2 separate regions of the Homo sapiens genome follow, and region 1 is linked to region 2. A link is an interaction called in ENCODE POLR2A ChIA-PET data of the cell type or tissue named here. Cell type or tissue: Panc1. All regions are shown on one strand. Links, peaks and the distances in the headings refer to the core of each region. The heading gives the core; the rest is flanking DNA. Region 1 has its middle 27 kb from the start of SCNN1B. Region 2 overlaps EEF2K (eukaryotic elongation factor 2 kinase).

Region 1 (11,302 bases), core at 3,677-7,676, 1.0 Mb after region 2:
GCATCAGGCAAGTGCTAAGAAAATGAAAGCAAATGAGGTTGAGATCAGGACTGGTACAGGAACGGGGGTGGATCTGGTTCTGGGTTGGGGAATATCAGTGAATCCAGTTACGAGAAGCCAGGAAAGGAGACCAATGCGGATGTTAAAAGCTTGGTAGAAATAATACTAAGCCAACAGAAGCCTCGCACTGTCCACTGAGCTGTTCCTAAATATTGTCCTAGTTTGTCCCATGCAGTGTGACAAGCAGGCTCTCTCCTGTGTCCAGACTTGTTGGACTGACCCTCATATGTGATGCTGCCTCCGAGGAGGTTTCCTCACTGTGAACCCAGGTTGCATCATCTGAAACACAGTGAAGACTAATCTATGACCAGGACTTCCCAGCCAGAGACACCAGTCACAGAGAACCACCAGGACAGGACCTGGTGCCACCCTTAAGATCAAGTATCCCCTCCCAACAACTCAGCCCCACACCTGCTCTGCCCAAAACTTTGGCTCAGCCAGTAGTTGGTGGGGACATTGTGTTTTTCCTACCCACACCCTCACTGATCACATGTTGGTCCTTAGCATGAACAGGGCGAGCCATGCTTCCAGGTTCCTGTCCACTGGTCAAATCACCCCCATGCTATGTTGGTGCACTCTTGCCAGACCAGCACTGAGACATTTATGGCCCTAATTTATTGCCCACTTATGGCCAATCAGGCATGGAGCTAAGTGTTTTACAGTTACAATCTCATTTCATATTCACTCCTTTCAGCAACTCTCTGGAGAAGATACTGTTATGATCTAGTTTTTTGTTGTTGTTGTTTTTGTGTTTTTTTGAGATGGAGTCTCACTCTTGTTGCCCAGGCTGGAGTGCAATGATGCAATCTTGGCTCACTGCAACCTCCACCTCCCAGGCTCAAGCGATTCTCCTGCCTCAGCCTCCCAAGTGGCTGGGATTACAGGCGCCCACCACCATGCCCAGCTAATTTTTGTATTTTTAGTAGAGATGGGTTTTGCCATGTTGGCCAGGCTGGTCTTGAACTCCTGACCTCAGGTGATCCGCCCGCCTCAGCCTCCCAAAGTGCTGGGATTACAGGCAAGAGCCACCACGCCCAGCCATGATCCATATTTTACAGAAGAGGAAGGAGTTGAGGTTTGGAGAAATTACAGAACTTGTCCAGAATCTCCCAGTAGGAAAGGTATAGATAGAACCAGATAATGATCCCAGTCCATCTTCTGGAGCCTGCGCTTCTATTATTATTATTATTATTATTCAACTTTTAGGTTCAGCAGGTATGTGTGCAGGTTTGTTACATGGGTAAATTGTGGTCGCTGGGGTTTGAACAATTGTACAAATGATTTCATCACTCAGGTAGTGAGCATAGTACCAAGAGGTAGTTTTTCAACCCTCACCCTCCTCCCACCCTCCACCCTCAAGCAGGCCCCAGCATCTATTGTTTCCCTCTTTGTGTCCATGTGTACTTCATGTTTAGATAATACTTTATAAGTGAGAACATGTGGTGCTTGGTTTCCTGTTCCTCTGTTAATTTGCTTAGCATAACAGCCTCCAGCTGCATCCATGCTGCTACAGAGGATATAATTTCATTCTTTTTTATGGCTGCGTAGTATTCCATGGTGCATATATATACCGCATTTTCTTTATCTACTCCACTGTTGATGGGCATCTAGGTTGATGCTATGTGTTTGCCATTGCGGATAGTGCTGCAATGAACATACACATGGGTGTGTCTTTTTGGTAGAATGATTTATATTACTTTGGGTATGTACCCAGTAATGGGATTGCTGAGTGAAATGGTAATTCTGTTGTAAGTTCTTTGGGAAATCTCCAAACTGCTTTCCACAGTAGCTGAATTGTGATTTACATTCCTGAGTTTTTAAACTGTTGTGGTCTTTTGGATTTTGCTTTATCCTGCACGCAAGGTAAACATCTTATGGTTGTTGTGGTCTTGTTTGTTTTGGTAGGCTCTCTTGCAAGTGAATCTTTTCCTTCGATATGTATATCCACATTCATGCATCATCGTACACAGGTTCAGAAGTGTAATCCTATGAGTGCTTTTTTAGAGCACGCTTTTTTTTTTTCTTACTTTCTTGGCTCCTTCTCCCTGTCTCATTCCTCCTCTTCCCATGGGTCCCTCCCAGGTAACTTATAAAAATCAAGTGCATGACCTTCTATATTTTTCTTTTCTTTCTTTCTTTTTTTTTTTTTAAGACAGGATCTCACTCTATCACCCAGGCTGGGGTGCAGTGGCAGGATCTTGGCTCACTGCAACCTCCATCTCCCAGGTTCAAGCGATTCTGCTGCCTCAGCCTCCCAAGTTACTAGGACCACAGGAGTGCACCACCCCACCTGGCTAATTTCTGTATTTTTTAGTAGAGATGGGATTTCGCCATGTTGGCCAGGCTGGTCTCGAATTCCTGGCCTCAAGTGATCCACCTGCCTCAGCCTCCCAAAGTGCTGGGATTACAGGTGTGAGCCACAATGCCAGTGCCCAGCCTATTTTTCTTTTTCTTTTTCTTTTTTTTTTTTTTTTTTTTTGAGACAGAGTCTCACTCTGTCAGCCAGGCTGGAGTGCAGTGGCACGATCTCAGCTCACTGCAACCTCTGCTTCCTGGGTTCAAGCAATCCTCCTGCCTCAGCCTCCCAAGTAGCTGGGATTACAGGCATGCACCACCACACCTGGCTAATTTTGTATTTTCAGTAGAGACGGGGTTTCACCATGTTGGCCAGGCTAGTCTCCAACTCCTGACCTCAGGTGATCCACCTGCCTTGGCCTCCCAAAGCACTGGGATTACAGGTGTGAGCCACTACTCCCAGCCATTTTTCTTAATTCTTATATAATCCTATTCTCTTCTCATCCCCCCAACACCTCGCCCTCTCTCTGTTTCTCTCTAGCACACACACACACATGCCTACACACATGCATACGCATACACACACATTGCATATACATACACAAGTTTTTTGTAATTTTGTCCTTTTTTAAACAAAAATATGGATTCGTCTTATATACACTTTTTCCTTTCTTAATTTTTCCACTCAGTTATGCCTTGTGGAAATTCTTTTTTTTTTTTTTTTTTTTTTTTGAGACGGAGTCTCGCTCTGTCGCCCAGGCTGGAGTGCAGTGGCGCGTTCTCAGCTCACTGCAAGCTCTGCCTCCCGGGTTCACGCCATTCTCCTGCCTCAGCCTCCCGAGTAGCTGGGACTACAGGTGCCCGCCACCACGCCCGGCTAATTTTTTGTATTTTTAGTAGAGGCGGGGTTTCACTGTGTTAGCCAGGATGGTCTCGATCTCTTGACCTCATGATCCGCCCGCCTCTGCCTCCCAAAGTGCTGGGATTACAGGCGTGAGCCACCGCGCCCGGCGGAAATTCTTCAGATTATCCAGTGTGACTCTAATCCAACAGTGTAGTGGCAGCATAACATTTGGTGGTAGCATAACACGTGGCAGCATAACATTCCGTGGTACGAATAATGGTGCATAATGGATGCACCAGTATGCGTTCTCCCACTCTGTATTGATGGGCAGTCACTGTTTCCGCATTTTGCCACAAACGATGCTGCAGTAACTTCCTGGTACTCATGTCTTTGGGTCCTGATGCTTTTCTTTCTAGGGGACGAAGCCTAAAGAGTAGGCTTTCTGGATTGCATATGTATTTTCATTAAAATTTTGAAAACATAGAAAAACATTCTCAACGTAAGTTTCCAAGTATTACAATTCCAAATATCAATTCCCCATTGCTGCTACAACAAATTACTGTGAATGTGGCCAATGTGGTGGTTTAAAACAGCACGAGTTGCTGGGTGTGTTCGCTCATGCCTGTAATTCCAGCACTTTGGGAGCCCGAGGTGTCAGGATCGCTTCAGCCCAGGAGTTCAAGCCCAGCCTGGGAAACATAGCAATGCACTGTCTCTAAAATATAAACAAAAGGCTGAGCAAGGTGGCTTATGCCTGTAATCTCAGCACTTTGGGAGGCCGAGGCGGGTGGATCACTTGAGGTCAGGAGTTCGAGACCAGCCTGACCAACATGGTGAAACCCCATCTCTACTAAAACATACAAAATTTGCTGGGCCTGGTGGCACATGCCTGTAATCCCAGCTATTTGGGAGGCTGAGGCAGGAGAATCGCTTGAACCCGGGAGGCGGAGATTGCAGTGAACCGAGATCACACCATTGCACTCCAGCCTGGGCAACAACAGCGAAACTCTATCTCAAAAAAATAAATAAATATATCAAATAAAATATAAACAAAAGTAAAAATACTTTTTTAAAAAAGCAGCACATATTTATTATTTACAGTGTTGGAGATGAGAAGTCCTAAAATTGAGGGGTGCACATGGCTGTGTTGCTCCTGGAAGCTCCAGTGAGAAACTGTTCCTGGACTTTTCCAGCCCTAGAGGCTGCCTGCCTTCCATTCTTGCAGCCAACCTTGTGATTATATTGAGCTTGCTTAGATAATCCAAGATGATGCCTCCATTCCAAGATCTTAATAATCACATCTGCAAAGTCTCTTTTGCAATGTAAGGTAATACGTTCACAGCTCAAGGAATTGGGGTGTGCACATCTTTGGGGGGTTGTTATTCACGCTATACAAAGTGCAAATGAATAAAAGATAAATCTCCCTCCCTCAATCACTCCGAGGACTCTAATCCTCCACCCACCCATTACTTCCGATTTCCGATGTGTTCTTCCAATGTGAGCTTGTTCAACCCACTGCCCATGGGCTGCATTCAACCCAGAACAGCTTTAAATGCAGCCCAACACAAATTCATAAACTTTCTTAAAACATTAGGAGATTTTTTTTTTGCAATTTTTTTTTTTTTTAGCTCATCAGCTATCGTTAGTGTTAGTGTATTTTATGTGTGGCTCAAGACAATTCTTCTTCTTCCAGTGTGGCCCAGGGAAGCCAAAAGATTGGACACCCCTGTTCTAATGTTTTATGTAAACTCCAGTATATATTTATGTTTGTTATATTTTACAAATGATGGCATAGTATATACCCCGCTTCCTGTCCCTGACTTCGTTTCATTTAACAACACATCTTAATAATTATCCCATTGCCAGAGCCTAGGCTCTGAACCAATAAAGTTGCAGGACTTGAAAAGAAGTCCAGTTCAGCAGAGAAAAATGTAACATCCAGACAGCAGGTGCTAGAAAATCAGGCCATGTCAGGGATACTAACAGGTGGGTGGAGGCCCAGGCCTGGGAACCCTGGCACTCTTTGGAATTCCAAGAGGTGGATCTGTTGCAGGAGCTGTGATATCAGAGAGCTCCAGCCACTGGGCTGGTTCAAGGGCAGGACCTGAGTGTTTGGAGAGGAATGGTGAGAGGTAGGAGGAATCTGGTCCTAGGGAAGTTACCAAAACAGGCACTCAGGAACAGATAACTCAATAACCACATAAACAATTCCACAAATATTTACTTAGTGGCTGCTACAGGCCACGTGCTGAGCTGAATGCTGGTTTCTATCTAGGAAGAGACAGGCATGATCCAGGTCCTCCCACACCTTCATGGTCAGGTAGACAGACAAAGAGAGAGAGAATGTTGTTATCAATATAGTCAGTGCCGTGGTTGGGGAGGAAAGAATTCTTCGGGATAATGGGAGTGGGGAAGAAGAGACCAAATAATTCAGATATATTTATCAGGGTAGGCTAATTGCTATAGCAGACAAACTTCCAATCTCAGTGTCTTAATACAATAAAGTTTATTTTTCACTTATGTTACAATCTAATGCTGGTTGAGGAAAGGGTAGGTGGGACTCTGCTCCACATAGTCATTCAGTGACCCAGGCTCCTTCTATCTAATGGCTCCACTGCCCTCCCATAAGAATGTCAGTTCCCTGTCAGATCCTCTGCATCCACCTAGGGGAGGGAAAGAACACTGTGGAAGATAACATGGAAGGTTTTCATAGGACAGACCTTGAATAGATGTACATCATTCTACCCACTTTCAGTTGGCCAGAACTCAGTCACATGGTCTCACTCGTCTGCATGGGAGCCTGGGAAATGTAGTCCAACTATGAGCCCAAGAAGAAAAAGAACCAGGGTTTGGTAAACACGTAGCAGTCTGTGCTGTGCCAGACTTGGGAAGATGGGGAAACTCCCTGGAAGAATGGTTTCTAAGCTGATACCTGGAAGATATGTTAAGAGTTATCAGGATGAAGGAAAGGGAGGAAGGGAAGGGCAATGTTGCCAACAAACAGATCAATGTAAGCAAAAATGAAAAGCATTGAAAATCATGGCATGTTGAAGACAAGAAGGACGTTCTGTCTATCTAGAGAGCAGAAGGCAAGCCATGATGGTGGAGCAACCACAGGGGCTAGACCAGGCGGGGTGTTATAAGCTGGGTCAAGGAATTTATCCCAATAATGATCAAAGCCATGGAAGGATCTGAAATTCAGGATAAATTTGCATTCCAGAAAAATTTATCTCGTTTGTATATGGAGAATAGACTGGAGGGGAAAAGCAGAGAAGATAGCAGGAGACCAGCTGTGAAGGTGAGAAAAGATGACAGTCTAAACTACAGGAGTGGCTGCAGAGGGCAGTGAGAGTTCCAGATATCAGGAAATGGGGTTAGAGGATTCATAATGGATGAGATGGGCAACTAAGCAAAACAGATAAACAAGGATGAGGGCTGAGTTTACCTGTGGGATAGCTGAATGGTTGGTGATTCCATTAGCCAAGAAAGACAACAATCCCAGCAGTTTGGGGGGTGGGATTAGTTCACTTTGGACTTGTCAGGTTTGTGGTACCTACTGGACATTTAGAGAGCATTGCTCTGTAGTTAATTTTTCTTTCTTTCTTTCTTTCTTTCTTTCTTTCTTTCTTTCTTCTTTCTTTCTTTCTTTCTTTCTTTCCTTCTTTCTTTCTTTCTTTCTTTCTTTCCTTCCTTCCTTCCTTCCTTCCTTCCTTTCTTTCCTTCCTTCCTTCCTTCCTTCCTTTCTTTCCTTCTTTCTTTCTTTACTTCTTTCTTTCTTTTTTTGTAGGGAGGACAGAATCTTGCTTTGTCACCCAGGCTGCAGTGCAATGGTGCAATCTCAACTCAGTGCAACTTCCACCTCCCAGGGTTCAAGTGATTCTCCTGCCTCAGCTTCTCGAGTAGCTGGGATTACAGATGCCCGTGAACATGCACAGCTGATTTTTGTATTTTTAGTAGAGACAGGGTTTCACCATGTTGGCCAGGCTGGTCTTGAACTCCTGAACTCGTTCGTGATCCACCCACCTTGGCCTCCCAAAGTGCTGGGATTACAGGCATCAGCCACCGTGCCTGGCTTCTTTCTTTCTTTTTAAGAGACAGGGTCTCACTCCATTGCTCAGGCTGGAGTACAGTGGTGTAATCATAGCTCACTGCAGCCTCGAACTCCTGGGCTCAAGCGATCATCCTGCCTCGACCTCCCAGACAGCTGAGATTACAGGCAGGTGCTACCATGCCCAGTTAATTTTTTAAATTTTTGAGGGGGTCCCAACTATGTTGCTCAGGCTGGCCTTGAACTGGTGGCCTCAAGCAATCCTCCTGCCTTGGCATCCCAAAGTGCTGGGATTACAGATGTAAGCTGGACCCAGCCTTGTAGTCAATTATATATGGGCCTAGAGATCAAGAAAAAGATTCAGGCTGAGGATACAGTCATGAGAGTCAATAAGTTCATTCCAGGGAGAGGAGGAAGGAGAGAAACAGGAGAAAGAACAAGGCCTGGACTGAAACCCTGTGGAATGCCAACATTTAAGGAGTGAGCAGAGGAAGTGGAGCTCACACAAGCATCTGATACAAAGCAGTGTAGCATCTGAGGACAAAAGACAATGAGAGCGTGACATCATGAAGATCAAGGAAAGAGACAATTTCACGAAAGCATGTGCAGGCAACAGTATTTGCAGAGAGGCAAACTAAATCAAGGGCTGAAAACCATCCATCAGTTTTGGACAGGAAGGAAGTTGATGTGTTGGTAAGAGCCAGATTGCCCCGGATTGACGAGGAGGGGAGATGAAGGCCACTCAATCAGGAGCATTGCTGTGAAGGAATGAAAGAATTCAGAACAGTGTCGGAGGAAAATTTAGCATGTCCATGGAAGGTATTCCTCATTTTAAGATAGAAGATGCAGCCAGGCACCGTGGTTAACACCTGTAATCCCAGCACTTTGGGAGGCCAAGGCGGGTGGATCACTTGAAGCCAGGAGTTCGAGACCAGCTTGGCCAACATGGCGAAACCCTGTCTCTACTAAAAATGCAAAAATTAGCCAGGCATGGTGGCGTGCACCTGTGATCCCAGCTACTTGGGAGGCTGAGGCACGAGAATTGCTTGAACTCAGGAGGTGGAGGTTGCAGTGAACCAAGATCACTCCACTGGACTCCAGCCTGGGCAACAGAGCAAGACTCTGTCTCAAAAAAAAAAAAAAAAAAAAAAATATATATATATATATATATAGAAGACACCTTTCCTTGACATCTTGGCACTTTGTAAGCCCTTTGGAACTCAGACACCACCAAAGAGAAAAGAGTGAAGATCCCAAAATTCATTAATTTAACAAATATATATATATATATTGAGATGCTCTGTTGCCTAGGCTGGAGTGAGTGCAGCAGTGCAATCTCTGCTCACTGCAACCTCCACCTCCTGGGTTCAAGCGATTCTCCTCCTGTAATTATTCCAGTTACTTGGGAGGTTGAGGCCGGAGAATTGCTTGAACCAGGGAGGCAGAGGTTGCAGTGAGCCGAGATCGTGCCACTGAGACTCCGTCTCAAAAAAAAAAAAAAAAAAAAGGACCAGGCAGGGTGGGGAGGGAGGGGGAAGCATGAAGGACAGAAGTAAGAAAATCCAGGTGATCCAGGTGACAGGTGATGCTATATTGGGGAGGGGGAATGAAGTGCCAGCAGTGGAAATGGTGAGAAATGAATCCATTCTAGAAATACTTTGAAGGTAGACTCAGCTGGCTTCACTGGCTGATTGGCTGTGCGTTGTAAGAGAGTAGGATCAACCCTAAAGGGGAATGAAGTGCTGATACAGGCTAAAACATGCTTGAACCTCAAAACACTTGGCTAAGTGGAAGAAGTCAGGTCCTCTAAGTTGTTGCCAAGAAGGACAACAACCTCGGCTATTTGGGAGTGGGGTGAGTTTCACTTTGGGCTTGTCAAGTTTGTGGTGCCTATGGGACATTTAGAGAGAGATGATCTGTAGTTTTGTTTTGTTTTGCTTTGTTTTGAGACAGTCTCACACTGTCACCCAGGCTGGATAGCCTGTCCACATATTGTATGATTCAATTCATGTGAAATGTCCAGAATAGGTAAATCCATGCAGATGGAAGGCAGACTGCCAATTGCCAGGGGGTAGTGGGAGACGGGAGGGGGGTAACTGCTTAATGAGTATGGGGTTTTCTTATAGGGTGATACAAATGTTTTGGAATTAGAGGTGATGGTTGCATAACATCTGAGTGCACTCAATGGTACTGGATTGTTCACTTTAAAATGGTTAATTTTATTGCTTGAGGCCAGGAGCTTAAGATCAGCCTGGGCAACATAGTGACCCCCCCACCCCTCACATCTCTACAAAAAATAAAAAATTAGCCCAGCTTGATTGCATGCACCTGTAGTCCCAGCTACTTGGGAGGCTGAAGTGGGAGGATCACTTGAGCACAGAAGTTGGGGGCTGCAGTGAGCTATGATCGTACCACTGCACTCCAGCCTGGACGACAGAGTGAGAACTTGCCTCTAAAAAAATAAAAAATGAAATGAAATGGCTAATTTTATGTTCTGTGAATCTCACCTTAATAAAAAAAAAGGGGAGGGGGCGGGTGTTGAAAAAAAGCCTCCAAAGTCTTTGGTCTGAAAATTTTGTGTGTGTGGGGTGTGTGTGTGTGTGTGTGTGTGATGGGGGCTGACTCTGTCACCCAGGCTGGAGTGCAGTGGAGCAATCTTGGCTCACTGCAACCTCTGCCTCCCGGGTTCAAGCAATTCTCCTGCCTCAACCTCCCAAGTAGCTGGAATAATTACAGGTGCCCACCACCACGCCTGGCTAATTTTTGTATTTTTAGTAGAGACGGGTTTTCACCATGTTGGCCAGGCTGGTCCTGAACTCCTGGGCTCAAGTGATCTGCCCACCTCAGCCTCCCAAGCTACTGGGATTACAGGTGTGAACCACCACGCCCAGCCGTGGTCTGAAACCTTAAAGATCAGGGTTGCCATTTACTGAGATGGAGAAAACTTACACAAGGAGGAGGGTGAGGGAGAAGCTTCTGGTGTTCAGTGCTGGATAATTCTTAATTTGGAGATGTCTAATGAACATCCAAGTGAGATTGTCAAGGACACAGATAGATGTGCTTGGATTTCAGGGAAAATGCTGAAGAAATTTGGGAGTCCTCCGCATATAGCTTATCTTTGGGCTCAGAACTGGCTGATATTTAATTTTCTGCTTCTTTTTTGAAGAGGACAGAAATACAAATTACTTCGTTACAGAAAAGTAAACACTTTTATGTGTTGCACGTCCAAGATTGTGGAGTGAAATTCGTACCTTCTACGTTCAGATGGGTTGCAGCTCTTTAAACCCAGCCAGGCATGACTGATCTGGAGCCAGGCAGGGCCGGGCTTGCTGGGAGGGTGGAGGAAGCCTGCAGAGCTCCGAGCTCTCTCCAGTGTTTCTGCAGAGCCCCTGGAGAACAACAGCTGACTTTGTGTATTCAGTAAAGATGCATCTGTCATGCCTACTAGCACTGTTTTCATCCTGCTGAGACTTGTCGGTTGAAAAGCCAGAAGGAATGCACCTGGTTTGCTAGCACCACCGAAATTTTGCCAAACTAAGGGATGCAGATTTTAGAACAACAATCTTCCATTGTTGGTGGTCATGCGCAGTTAACAACCATCACCAACAGTTAGTAGTAACAATGGGTTCAGTCCTTTCCGTGTGCCCAGCACTCCGCCAGGGGCTTTGCGTTCATCCTCTTGTTTCGCTCTTACATGAAGCTTGAGAGGGAAGTATCATTTTTATTTTTATTTTTTTAATTTTAATTTTTTTTTTTGAGACAGAGTCTCACTCTGTCACCCAGGCTGGAGTGCAGTGGAACGATCACAGTTCACTGCAGCCTCAACTTCCCAGGCTCCAGTGATCCTCCCACCTCAGCCTCTTGAGTAGCTGGGCCCACAGGCATGCATCACTATGCCGGCTAATTTTTGTATTTTTGGTAGAGATGGGATTTCCCCATGTTGCCCAGGCTGGAACTCCTGGGATCAAGCAATCCACCTGCCTTGGCCTCCCGAAGTGCTGGGATTATAGGCGTGAGCCACCATGCCTGGCTGGTAGGTATTATTATTATGAGCT
Region 2 (11,302 bases), core at 3,726-7,725:
GATCACTTGAGCCTAGGAGACCAGCCTGGGCAACATAGTGAGACCCTGTCTCTCAAAAAATAAAATAGGCTGGGTGCAGTGGCTTACGCCTGTAATCCCAGCAGTTGGGGAGGCCAAGGCAAGTGGATCACCTGAGGTAGGAGTTCTAGAGCAGCCTGGCCAACATGGTGAAACTCCATCTCTACTAAAATACAAAAAATTAGCCGGGTGTGGTGGCGCACACCTGTAATCCCAGCTACTTGAGAGGCTGAGGCAGGAGAATCACTTGAACCTGGGAGGTGGAAGTTGCGGTGAACTGAGATTGCACCACTGCACTCCAGCCTGGACAGCAAGAGTGAAACTCCTTCTCAAAAAATTAAAATAAAATAAATACATTTATTATTCATTTTATTTTTTTGTATTCCACTCTGCTGCCCAGGCTGGAATACAGTGGTGGGATCTCGGCTCACTGAAACGTCCGCCTCCTGGGTTCAAGTGATTCTTGTGCCTCAGCCTCCTGAGTAGCTGATATAACAGGCATGTGCCACCACACCCAGCAAAAGTTTTGTATTTTCAGTAGAAACAGTTGCACTGTGTTGGCCAGGCTGGTCTCAAACTCCTGGCCTCAAGTGATCCACCTGCCTCAGGTTCCCAAAGTGCTGGGATTACAGGCATGAGCCACTGCACCCAGCCTAAAATAAATTTAAAAACATAATTTTATTGAAAACCGTTTGGTAGGTGCCAGCGTGGGTACTTGATTACATGAAATTTGCATTTATTTATTACATATTATATATCTGTCACCAGGCTATGCACTGAGTACAGACAGGCAAACAGCAATTGTTTACAGACTTAACAATCTCCCCATTTATCAGCAGAGACATTCAAGCGGAGAAACAAATATAATAACTATTAGTTACTTTGATAGAAACTTGTTTTAGGGACACTGAAAAAAATGATCTCATTTAACATTTATAGCTATCTTGGCTGGGCACAGTGGCTCAAGCCTGTAATCCCAGCGCTTTGGGAGGCCAAGATGGTAGGATCGCTTTAGGCCAAGAGTTTGAGACCAGCCTGGTCAACATAGGAACACCCCATCTTTATTAAAGAAAAAAAAAAAGAAAAAATGCTTACAGCCATCCTATGTAGTTACAGCTATGAAGGATAAACCAAATTCTTTTTTTTTTTTTTTTTTTTTTTTTGAGATGGAGTCTCACTCTGTCGCCCAGGCTGGAGTGCAGTGGCACAATCTCAGCTCACTGCAACCTCCACCTCCCAGGTTCAAGCAAGACTAAATTCTTATGAATCATTACTTTTGAAACAATACCTAGTATTGTGTGTCACACATTATAGGTGCTTAATAAGTGTTATTTCCCTCTCTGTTGCCACATTCCAGGAGTGTGGTCCTAATAATTTGTCACTGATTATGAGAATTAATATATTTTTTAAAACCTTTCCACAAATTAATTACCTTTTCCCAAATTTGTTTACTGATTAAAAGCTCATACTGTGGGCTGGGCGCGACGGCTCACACCCGTAATCCCAGCACTTTGGGAGGCTGAGGCGGACAGATCACAAGGTCAGGATTTCGAGACCAGCCTGGCCAACATAGTGAAACCCATCTCTACTAAAAATACAAAAATTAGCCGGGCATGGTGTTACAATAAAACTCCAGCCAAGGAAAAGACAAAGAGACCTTTGGAAACCAAAGAGAACTTTATTTAATTCAGGTACCCGGGCCGACAGCAGGCCCACGCCTAAAATGGCTGCCGACTGGGACACAGAAAGCAGGCTTGCTTATATGTCGTTTGAGGAGGGAAAACAAGGCAGGATACAGGTTTCAGACAAAGACAGTAAATTATTTAACACGTGACAATTCTGAGAAAACATATAATTTAGTTATCTTGACCAGTCAACTTTGAAGCTGGACAGCTCGAGCTTCGGGGTAAGGGAAAACAGGAATTACAGAAATACGCGGGGGTCTGGAGGCAGGCAATAAGCTTGGAAGATTGAGATAAGCTCATAGCTGCAACTTGTTAGCAATGCTGGGAGGGGCTGCTTAAATTTCTTAGCCTATGTATAACTTCTAAATAACCTATACTTAATGTTAACTATTACTTATGTTTATTATTTTTAACTTTATTATTACTTATTTTATTTTCCTTCCACAATGGTGGTGCATGCCTGTAGTCCCAGCTTCTCAGGAGGCTGAGGCAGAAGAATCCCTTGAACCCAGGAGGCAGAGGTTGTGGTGAGCCGAGATCGCACCACTGCACTCCAGCCTGGGCAACAGAGGAGACTCCATCTCAAAAACAAAAAACAAAAAACAAAAACCTCATACTGTGGAAGGTTTCCGTCTCAAGTGTCTTCTACATTTGTCCAATTTTGTGTTGAATATTTTGAAAGCACCCCTGCATATGCGTGTATGTGGGTACAGAGACATATGTGCAATGTGATCCTTCATGTTGGTTATCGTAAAAAAACAAACAAAAAAACACTTTTTAGAGTTGGACATCCTTCTCTGGACTGAGGAAAAGTGTACTTATTTTGGTAGGGATTTGTGTTCATACCATAGCAAAGCTGGTATAAAGAAGACGGGGAGAAGCCGGGCGCGGTGGCTCACGCCTGTAATCCCAGCACGGGCAGGCAGATCACCTGAGGTCAGGAGTTTGAGACCAGCCTGGCCAACATGGCGAAACCCCGTCTCTACGAAAACACAAAAATTAGCCGGGCGTGTTGGTGCCACCTGTGGTCCCAGCTACTCGGGAGGCTGAAGCATGAGAATCACTTGAACCCAGGAGGCGGAGGTTGCAGTGAGCCAAGATTGTGCCACTGCACTCCAGCCTGGGTGACAGAGCGAGACTCCATCTCAAAAAAAGAAGAGGGGGAAAGGCGAACATTATTGGACTTTTTATAATAACTGGTGGGGGTAAAAAATCAAAAGTGCAATACCATTACCCTTTCTTAATCAAATCCTCACAAACAGTTAAGTATCAGTACTGTAAACAAAATGCCTATTACCACTTGGGGATTTGAAATTAAAAATAATCTTCCATAACTTCTGAATTAATCTGTTTTTAGAAAATTAATAATTTTAGTTCTTGGAGATAGTTGGGTAATGTTTTCCCTTTAGGCCTAGAGTTCTAGCTGGAGTTACTCTGGGGCAGGCAGCTCCAGAAATAGCCCCGTGGGTCTCCTCTGGGGTCCGGGGGCCCCTGAAGGGGCAGGTTTCCACTGATCCTGTTTCCTGTCCTAAGGCAGCTTTGAAATGAACACCCACCCCGAGGAGGACAGCTCAAGTGTCCGCAAGAGGGGCTGATTTAAATTACAGGCATTGGTTCTCACAGAATGCTGTGTTTACGTTAGAACAAAGTGATGTTTCTTTCCTTCTTTTTTTTTTTCGAGACAGGGTCTCACTCTGTCGCCCAGGCTGGAGGGCAGTGGTGTGATCCTGGCTCACTGCAACCTCCACTTCCTAGGTTCAAGTGATTCTTGTGCCTCAGCCTCCCAAGTAGCTGGAACCACAGGTGCACGCCACTATGCCCTGCTAATTTTTGTATTTTTCGTAGAGATAGGGTCTCGCCATGTTGCCCAGGCTGGTCTTTAACTCTTGGCCTCAAGTGATCCGCCCGCCTCAGCTTCCCAAAGTACTGGGATTACAGGCATGAGCCGACATGCCCAGCCTTTTCTTCTTCTTTTCTTTTTTCTTAGAGACACGGTCTTACTCTGTCACCCAGGCTGGAGTGCAGTGACATGATCATAGCTCATTGCTGCCTTGAACTCCTGAGCTCAAGCAATCCTCACACCTCAGCCTTCTGAGTAGCTAGGACCACAGGTACATGCCACCATGCCTAGCTGATTTTTAAAAAAATTTTTTGTAGATATGAGGTCTTACTATGTTACCCAGGCTAGTCCAAAGATGAAGATGATTCTATGTGATTTGACCTTTTTTGTTGTTGTTATTGTTTTACATTTTTTTGTAGAGAGAGGGTCTCATACTATGTTGCTTAGGCTGGTCTTGAACTCCTGGGCTCAAACAATCATCCCACTTCAGCTTCCCAAAGGGGGATTACAGGAGTGAGCCACCACGCCTGGCCATGATTTCACTCTAAAACAGTGCCTACTATTACATATAGTATGTGTGTGTGCAAATCCATAAAGAGCCTTTGGCACAAGCCTGGTCCATAATAAAGTCAAAAAATGTTAGCATTTTTATATATGTAGTTAAGTTAAAAAGCAAGTTGAAATATAGTATGATGCTTTTTTTTTTCTTTTCTGAGACAGAGTCTTGCTCCATCACCCAGGCTGGAGTGCAGTGGTGCAATCTCGGCTCACTGCAACCTCTGCTTCCCAGGTTGAAGCAATTCTCCTGCCTCAGCCTTCCGAATAGCTGGGATTACAGCCGCCCGCCACCACGCCTTGCTAATTTTTTATTTGTTTATTTATTTATTTATTTTTTGTATATTTAGTAGAGACGGGGGTTTCACCACGTTGGCCAGGCTGGTCTTGAACTCCTGACCTCGTGATCCACCCACCTCGACCTCCCAAAGTGCTGGGATTACAGGCATGAGCCACCACGCCCGACCTGATCCTATTTTTATTAAAAATGTATATACATATATATTGGTATCTGCATAGCAAAAACCATTTGAAGGGGAAGTTTGCACCCAGCAGTTAGTGGCAGTTCTCTCTATGGGAGAGGTACCATTAAAGGGGGGCTTTGTATATTTTTTAAACATTTTAAACTTTTAAAGTTACACATATGTATCACTTATGTGGAGAAAAAGATGTTGTTAAGAAAAATAAAGTAAAATAACCAGGTAACTTCCTCTTCCTCAAATACATTGATAAATACCCCCTCCTCAAAACTCATCACTTCTGGCCGGGCACGGTGGCTCACACCTGTAATCCCAGCACTTTGGGAGGCTGGGGCAGGTGGATCACGAGGTCAGGAGTTTGAGACCAGCCTGACCTACATGGTGATACCCTGTCACTACTAAAAATACAAAAATTAGCCAGGCATGGTGGCACATGCCTGTAATCCCAGCTACTCAGGAGGCTGAGCCAGGAGAATCACTTGAACCTGGGAGGCTGAGGTTGCAGTGAGCCAAGATCGCGCCATTGCACTCCAGCCTGGGCAACGAGAGCGAAACTCTGTCTTAAACAAACAAAAAAAAAAAAAAAAAAAAAAGCTTCATCACCAGGATGGGAGTGTCTTCTAGGTCCCTCCGCTCCAGGACCTTTCTAGGCTCTGTTCATCCCCTCCACTCACACACATCTGGAAGCTCCTGGAATGGGCTTCCCTTTTTCACACCTCTGCCTTATAAAATTTCTTTCAACTGATGTCCTGGTCTATCAAAATTACAGTTCTGCCTCCTTCAGAACCCAGCTTTAATTTTTATTTTTTTAATTTTAAAGACAAGGTCTTGCTGTGTTGCCCAGGCTGGAGTACAGTGGCATGATCATAACTCACTGCAGCCTCTAACTCCTGGGCTTGAGCGATCCTCCCACCTCAGCCTCCTGAGTAGCTGAGACCACAGGCGTGCACCACCACACTTGGCCAACTTCTTAATTTTTTTTTGGAACGATGGGGTCTCATTACGTTGCCCAGGCTGGTCTTGAACTCCTGGCCTCAAGCAGTCCTCCTGCCTCAGCTTCCCAAAGTGTTGGGATTACAAGCATAAGCGATTGAGCCTGGCCCAGAGCCCAGATTGAAGACAACCTTTCCAGGCTTTCTGCTCTGCCTTCCGTGGGGCTCTTAGCAGACCTTTATGTGTGTGAGTCATTCTCCAGTGTCGTTCTTTGTTTGAGTCAGCACCTGACTGCAAGAGTAGGGTTGTGTCTGATGCGACCTCCATTCCCTTGGTCCTGCGTAGTAGGACTTGATAAAATGTTTGACTGTGTGTGGACGGGAGTTGGCACTTCATTGCTTACTTTCTAGGTTATCGAAAGCAGGCTCTGTTGGGTTAGTGTTGCCAGGGGTGGCTTCAGAGGGAGACAACAGCTCAGCTTTCCAACCTTTGTTCCCTCAGCATCCCATAAACCTAAGTGGTTTTTTTTTTAACGCACTGTGACCTGGAAACTTGGATTGTTTAACCAAAATGGCCCGCTGGCCTCCCTCCAAGGAACACACCCAGCAGGTATTGGGTGTGGATTGTGAAAGGTCAGATTCTATCGCTGTCAAGCCCAGCCTTCTGCCCAAGCTCCCGTGGAGACGTGGCAGAACCATTCAGGGGGCCGCCCTCTCCATAGAATATCAGGCAGTCATCCAAAGATGTTTATAGAGTTTATGATAACGTGGGAAAGTGCCTCTGCTCCAGAGTTAAATCTAAAAAGAATACAGCATGATTATAGCTCTGTGAAACTCGCACGTACACATACAGCCAAGGCCTGAGGGGAAGCACATCACCAGGGCAGCAGGAATTGTCTTTGGATTGGATTAGGAGGGACTGTGTTCCTTTTCTCCTTCTCTGTCATTTCTACATTTTCTAGAATAAGCATAGGGAGCAAATACATGTTTTTAATTTGTTATTAAGGTGGGAAATTTTATTTTTAAATATTATTTTCAGCCAGGTGCACTGGCTCATGTCTGTAATCCTAGGACTTTTGGCGGCCGAGGCAGGTAGATCACTTGAGGTCAGGAGTTCGAGACCACCCTGGCCAACATGGTGAAACCCCGTCTCTACTAAAAATACAAAAAAAAAAAAAATAGCCGGGCATGGAGGTGGGCACCTATAATCCCAGCTACTCCACAGGCTGAGGCAGGAGAATCACTTGAACCTGGGAGGCAGAGGCTGCAGTGAGAGATTGCACCACTGCCCTTTAGCCTAGGCAACAGAGCGAGACCCTCTCCCCTGCCCCCTGGCAAAAAAATATTTTCCTGATCTGAGAATATCTCAGAGCTCATTCCACATCAATACACATAGATCACCTTATTTAAAAAAATTTCTTTTGAGATAGGGTTGCCCAGGCAGAAGTGCAGTGGTGTGATCATAGCTCACTGCATTGAAATCCTGGGCTCAAGTGATCCTCCCACCTCAGCCTCCCGAGTAGCTGGGACCACAGGCATGCACCACCATGCCCAGCCTGTTGTTGGTTATTTAATGGCTGAATATCATTTCATTGTTGGAAGCACCATAATAAATGTAGCCAGCCCCTCCTTGTAGGGTATGTAGGTTATTTCCAGTCTTGTCCTGCCACAAACAGCACTTCCTTGTGCATGTGTCTTTGCACCCATGAATGGGCGTGCCCACCAGAGGACCCCCCCCAGAGGTGAACTGGCTAGGCAAAACGTTTGTGTGTTTAAACTGGGATAGGTGTTGTCGGTTGCTCCTCAAAGAGGTTACACCATCGTGTGTGCCCCCCATGATGGGTGGGTACACCTGCTTCCCATGCCCTTATTTGGCCAACTTTGGTGATTACACTCATACTTGTAACCCACTGAGGGCAGCTCTAACAGCATGATCAAAGAATAATGATTGCCTTGGGAGGCCGAGGCTGGTGGATCACCTGAGGTCAGGAGTTGGAGACCAGCCTGACCAATATGGTGAAACTTCATCTCTACTAAAAATACAAAAATTATCTGGGCGTGGTGGTGTGAGACTGTAGTCCCAGCTACTCAGGAGGCTGAGGCAGGGGAATCACTTGAACCCGGGAGGCGGAGGTTGCAGTGAGCCAAGATCGCACCACTGCACTCCAGCCTGGGCAACAGGAAAAAAAAAAAAAAATTTTAGCAGTTTTTGGAAATATAATTCACATGCCATACAATTTACCCATTTAAAATGTACTATTCAAAGCCTTTGAGTATATTCATAAAATTATGCATCCATCACCACAACCACTTTTAGAACATTTTACCCAAAAACTAAATTCTATACCCCTTAGCCATCACGCTCTAATATACACATCCCACCCAGCCCCAGGCAAACACCAGTCCACTTTCTGCCTCTCTGGACTTGCCTTTTCTGGACGTTTTACATAAATAGAATCATACAACATGTGGCCTTTTATGTCTGGCTTCTTTTGCTAAGCATAATGTTTTTTGTTGCTTTTTTTTTTTTTTTTTTTTTTAGGGGCGGTTTCACTCTGTTGCCCCTGCTGGAGTGCAGTGGTGCCATCTCTGCTCACTGCAACCTCTGCCTCCCAGGTTCAAGTGATTCTCTTGCCTCAGCCTCCTGAGTAGCTGGGATTACAGGCAACATGGTGAAACCCCATCTCTACTAAAAATACAAAAAATTAGCCGGGCATGGGGGCGCACACCTGTAGTCCCAGTTACTGGGGAGGCTGAGGCGCAAGAATTGTTTAAACCTGGGAGGCAGAGATTGCAGTGAGCTGAGATTGTACAACTGCACTCCAGCCTGGGAGACAGAGCAAGACTGTGTCTCAAAAAAAAAAAAGTGCAGATATTTTGCTATTAAGATCTTAGTGTATAGTTCAGACTTTACTGTATTTCACTTTAAATATACACAAATATGGACATTTTGTTGCTACTGTAGAATCATGCTATATATGTCTTCAGTAACCAGTTTTTTTCGGCAAGCAAGAAATCATCATGTCTTTTCAGATCAGTAAATATGGATGTAGTGTCTTGATGGCTCTGTCAGCCCATTGTATGGCTACACCACAGTTTCTTTAAGCATTGCCTCTTGTGGGATACTTAGGCAGTTTCCACGTTTGTTTGTTTTTGAGATGGAGTTTCGCTCTTGTTGCCCAGGCTGGAGTGCAATGGCACGATCTCAGCTCACTGGAACCTCTGCCTCTCGGGTTCAAGTGATTCTCCAGCTTCAGCCTCCCAAGTAGCTGGGATTACAGGCATGCACCACCACGCCTGACTAATTTTGCATTTTTTAGTGGAGATGGGGTTTCTCCATGTTGGTCAGGCTGGTCTCGAACTCCTGACGTCAGGTGATCTGCCTGCCTCAGCCTCCCAAAGTGTTGAGACTACAGGCGTGAGCCACCGCGTCTGGCCAGTTTGTTTGTTTTTTAAGAGATAGGGTCTCATGCTGTTGCCCAGGCTGGAGTGCAGTGGCACAATCATGGGTCACTGTAGCCTCGACCTCCTGAGCTCAAGTGATCCTCCCACCCCAGCTCCCCAGGTAGTTGGGACTAAAGGCATGCGCCATCACGCCTGGCTAATTTTTGTATTTTTTTTTTTGTAGAAATGGGGTCTTGCTATGCTGCCCAGGCTGCTCTGGAACTCCAAGTGTCAAGTGATCCTCCTGCCTTGGCCTCCCAAATTGCTGGGATCACAGGCATGACCACTGTGCCTGGTTTCCAGTTTTTTGCTGCTGTATTCCATGCTGGGTTCCACTGATAATTGTACCAAACCTCTAAGTGCATGTGGCATAGATTGTGGCCTCTACACACCACTGTTGGTCTCTTTCCATTCCAGAGCCTCACTGTGTTCCCCCACTTCTTCCCGCTTCTTTTATTTGAGCCCTTGAGTTTGGTTAAGCCCATTACTGCTCTGCAGGAGGGGAGAGTAGTTGGGCTGTCTCTGAGTTGTATTTCTTTTTTTTTTTTTTTGCCTCGACTTCCCAGGTTCAGGTGATCCTTCCACCTCAGCCTCCTGAGTAGCTATTACTACAGGCGCATGGCACCATGCCTGGCTAATTTTTTGTATTTGTAGTAGAGGCAGGGTTTCGCAATGTTGCCTAGACTTCTGAGCTGTATTTCATAAAGTCTGCAGAAGTGATGATGGGGAAAAAAATGATTTTATAACATGAAGTGACTGTAACAGGTGATAAAGGCTTGGGTGAGTCACTGGATGTGTCCTCAAGTAACCAGGGGCCTTGATTACTGTGATAATGGCAATAATAACAGTAATATAAAATTGGCAACAACAGTGATAACATCCCACGTGCCAAAACATTTGCAAACACATTGCCGGCACTCCACCCTCACTCCTGGCATACTCGATGAAGTAAATTATTATTACTATAGTAATCATTATTATTATTTCCATCTCCCTTTCCTGGTATATAATTATTATGATTTCACTATTATTTATTTTTATTTTGTACTCTCAGACTTTGAAGAACCACAGCCTTTCTATTCTGTAGCCAGAATTATGTTTTCCTTTTTTTATGAAATATCCACAGACCTCTTTTTTTTTTTTTTTTTTTTTTTTTTTTGAGACAGAGTCTTGCTCTGTCACCCAGGCTGTAGTGCAGTGGTGCAATCTCAGCTCATTGCAACCTCCACCTCCTGGGTTCAAGCGATTCTCATGCCTCAGCCTCCTGAGTAGCTGGGAGCACAGGCACACGTCACCACGCCCAGCTAATTTTTATATTTTTTGTAGAGAGGGGGTTTCACCATGTTCACCAGACTGGTCTCAAACTCCTGGCCTCAAGTGCTCCACCTATGTCGGCCTCCCAAAGTGCTAGGATTACAGGCATGAGCCACCACACCCGGCCCATAGCCCTCTGTTCTATGTAAGATTAATTAACCTACTCAACAACTGAGTTCCGGAATCCTTAGAAATAGAGGATATTAGAGCTGGCACGGCCTTAAGAATCATCTAACCTGGCCAGGCGCAGTGGCTTATGTCTGTAATCCCAGCACTTTGGGAGGCCAAGACAGGTGGATCACTTGAGTCCGGGAGTTTGAGACCAGCCTGGGCAACATGGTGAAACTCTGTCTCTACAAAAATACAAAAAATTAGCCAGGCGTGGTGGCGTGTGCCCATAGGCCCAGCTACCCGGGAGGTTGAGGTGGAGGTTGAGGTTTCAGTGAGCCATGATTCCATTACTGCACTGCAGGCTGCGCAACAGAGTGAAACCCTGTCTCAAAAAAAAAAAGAAAAGAAGAAAACTCGTCTAACCCAGTAATTTTTGTTTCTTAACTTTGATTTACACAGGCATTACCTAAATACATTCTCATTGTAAAAAGAATGCAAACAACATAGATAAACTGAGGTCTCTTTGAGCAACTTCTTATCCCTTTCTATTCCCAGAGATAAGAATTATATTAGTTTCATATAAATTACTTTTCAGACCTCTTTTTGTGCATTTGCATATAAGTATACATTTGTGTGTATGTCTACAGACACACACATCCTTAGAAAATCCATGGTATTGATTTGTGGGTTTCCGCCACCAGTAAGTGGTATCATAGTGTTTGTATTGTTCTGTAACTTGCTTTTTTCCCCCCTAAACAATAGGTCTTAGAAATTGCCCATGCTGGGTGCGGTGGCTCACGCCTGTAATCTCAGCACTTTGGGAGGCCAAGGTGAGTGGATCACCTGAGGCCAGGAGTTCAAGACCAGCCTGACCAATATGGTGAAACCTGATCTCTACTAAAAATACAAAAATTAGCCGGGTGT

Evidence for each region. ChIA-PET counts read pairs that join two places held together with the same protein. Peaks named below come from ENCODE experiments on the same cell type or tissue, not always from the same donor. Only the 100,000 strongest peaks of a DNase experiment are listed, where the experiment ranks them.
Region 1: POLR2A ChIA-PET joins it to region 2 with 8 read pairs; 1 of 35 experiments calls an interaction of 5 or more read pairs at or near these places.

What each region holds. Positions count from the first base shown.
Region 1 is chr16:23,269,240-23,280,541 of GRCh38, forward strand. It overlaps a transcript of SCNN1B not described here. Among named protein-coding and RNA genes, the nearest start is that of SCNN1B, 27 kb to the right of the region's middle. RefSeq lists an enhancer at 10,666-11,188. In Panc1, for the core only: no CTCF peak of the experiment used is centred there; no DNase peak of the experiment used is centred there; H3K27ac peaks cover 298 bases.
Region 2 is chr16:22,226,851-22,238,152 of GRCh38, forward strand. The region is part of intron 2 of EEF2K (eukaryotic elongation factor 2 kinase); the gene reads left to right. Among named protein-coding and RNA genes, the nearest start is that of EEF2K, 26 kb to the left of the region's middle. In Panc1, for the core only: no CTCF peak of the experiment used is centred there; a DNase peak (open chromatin) is centred at 5,841; H3K4me3 peaks cover 892 bases.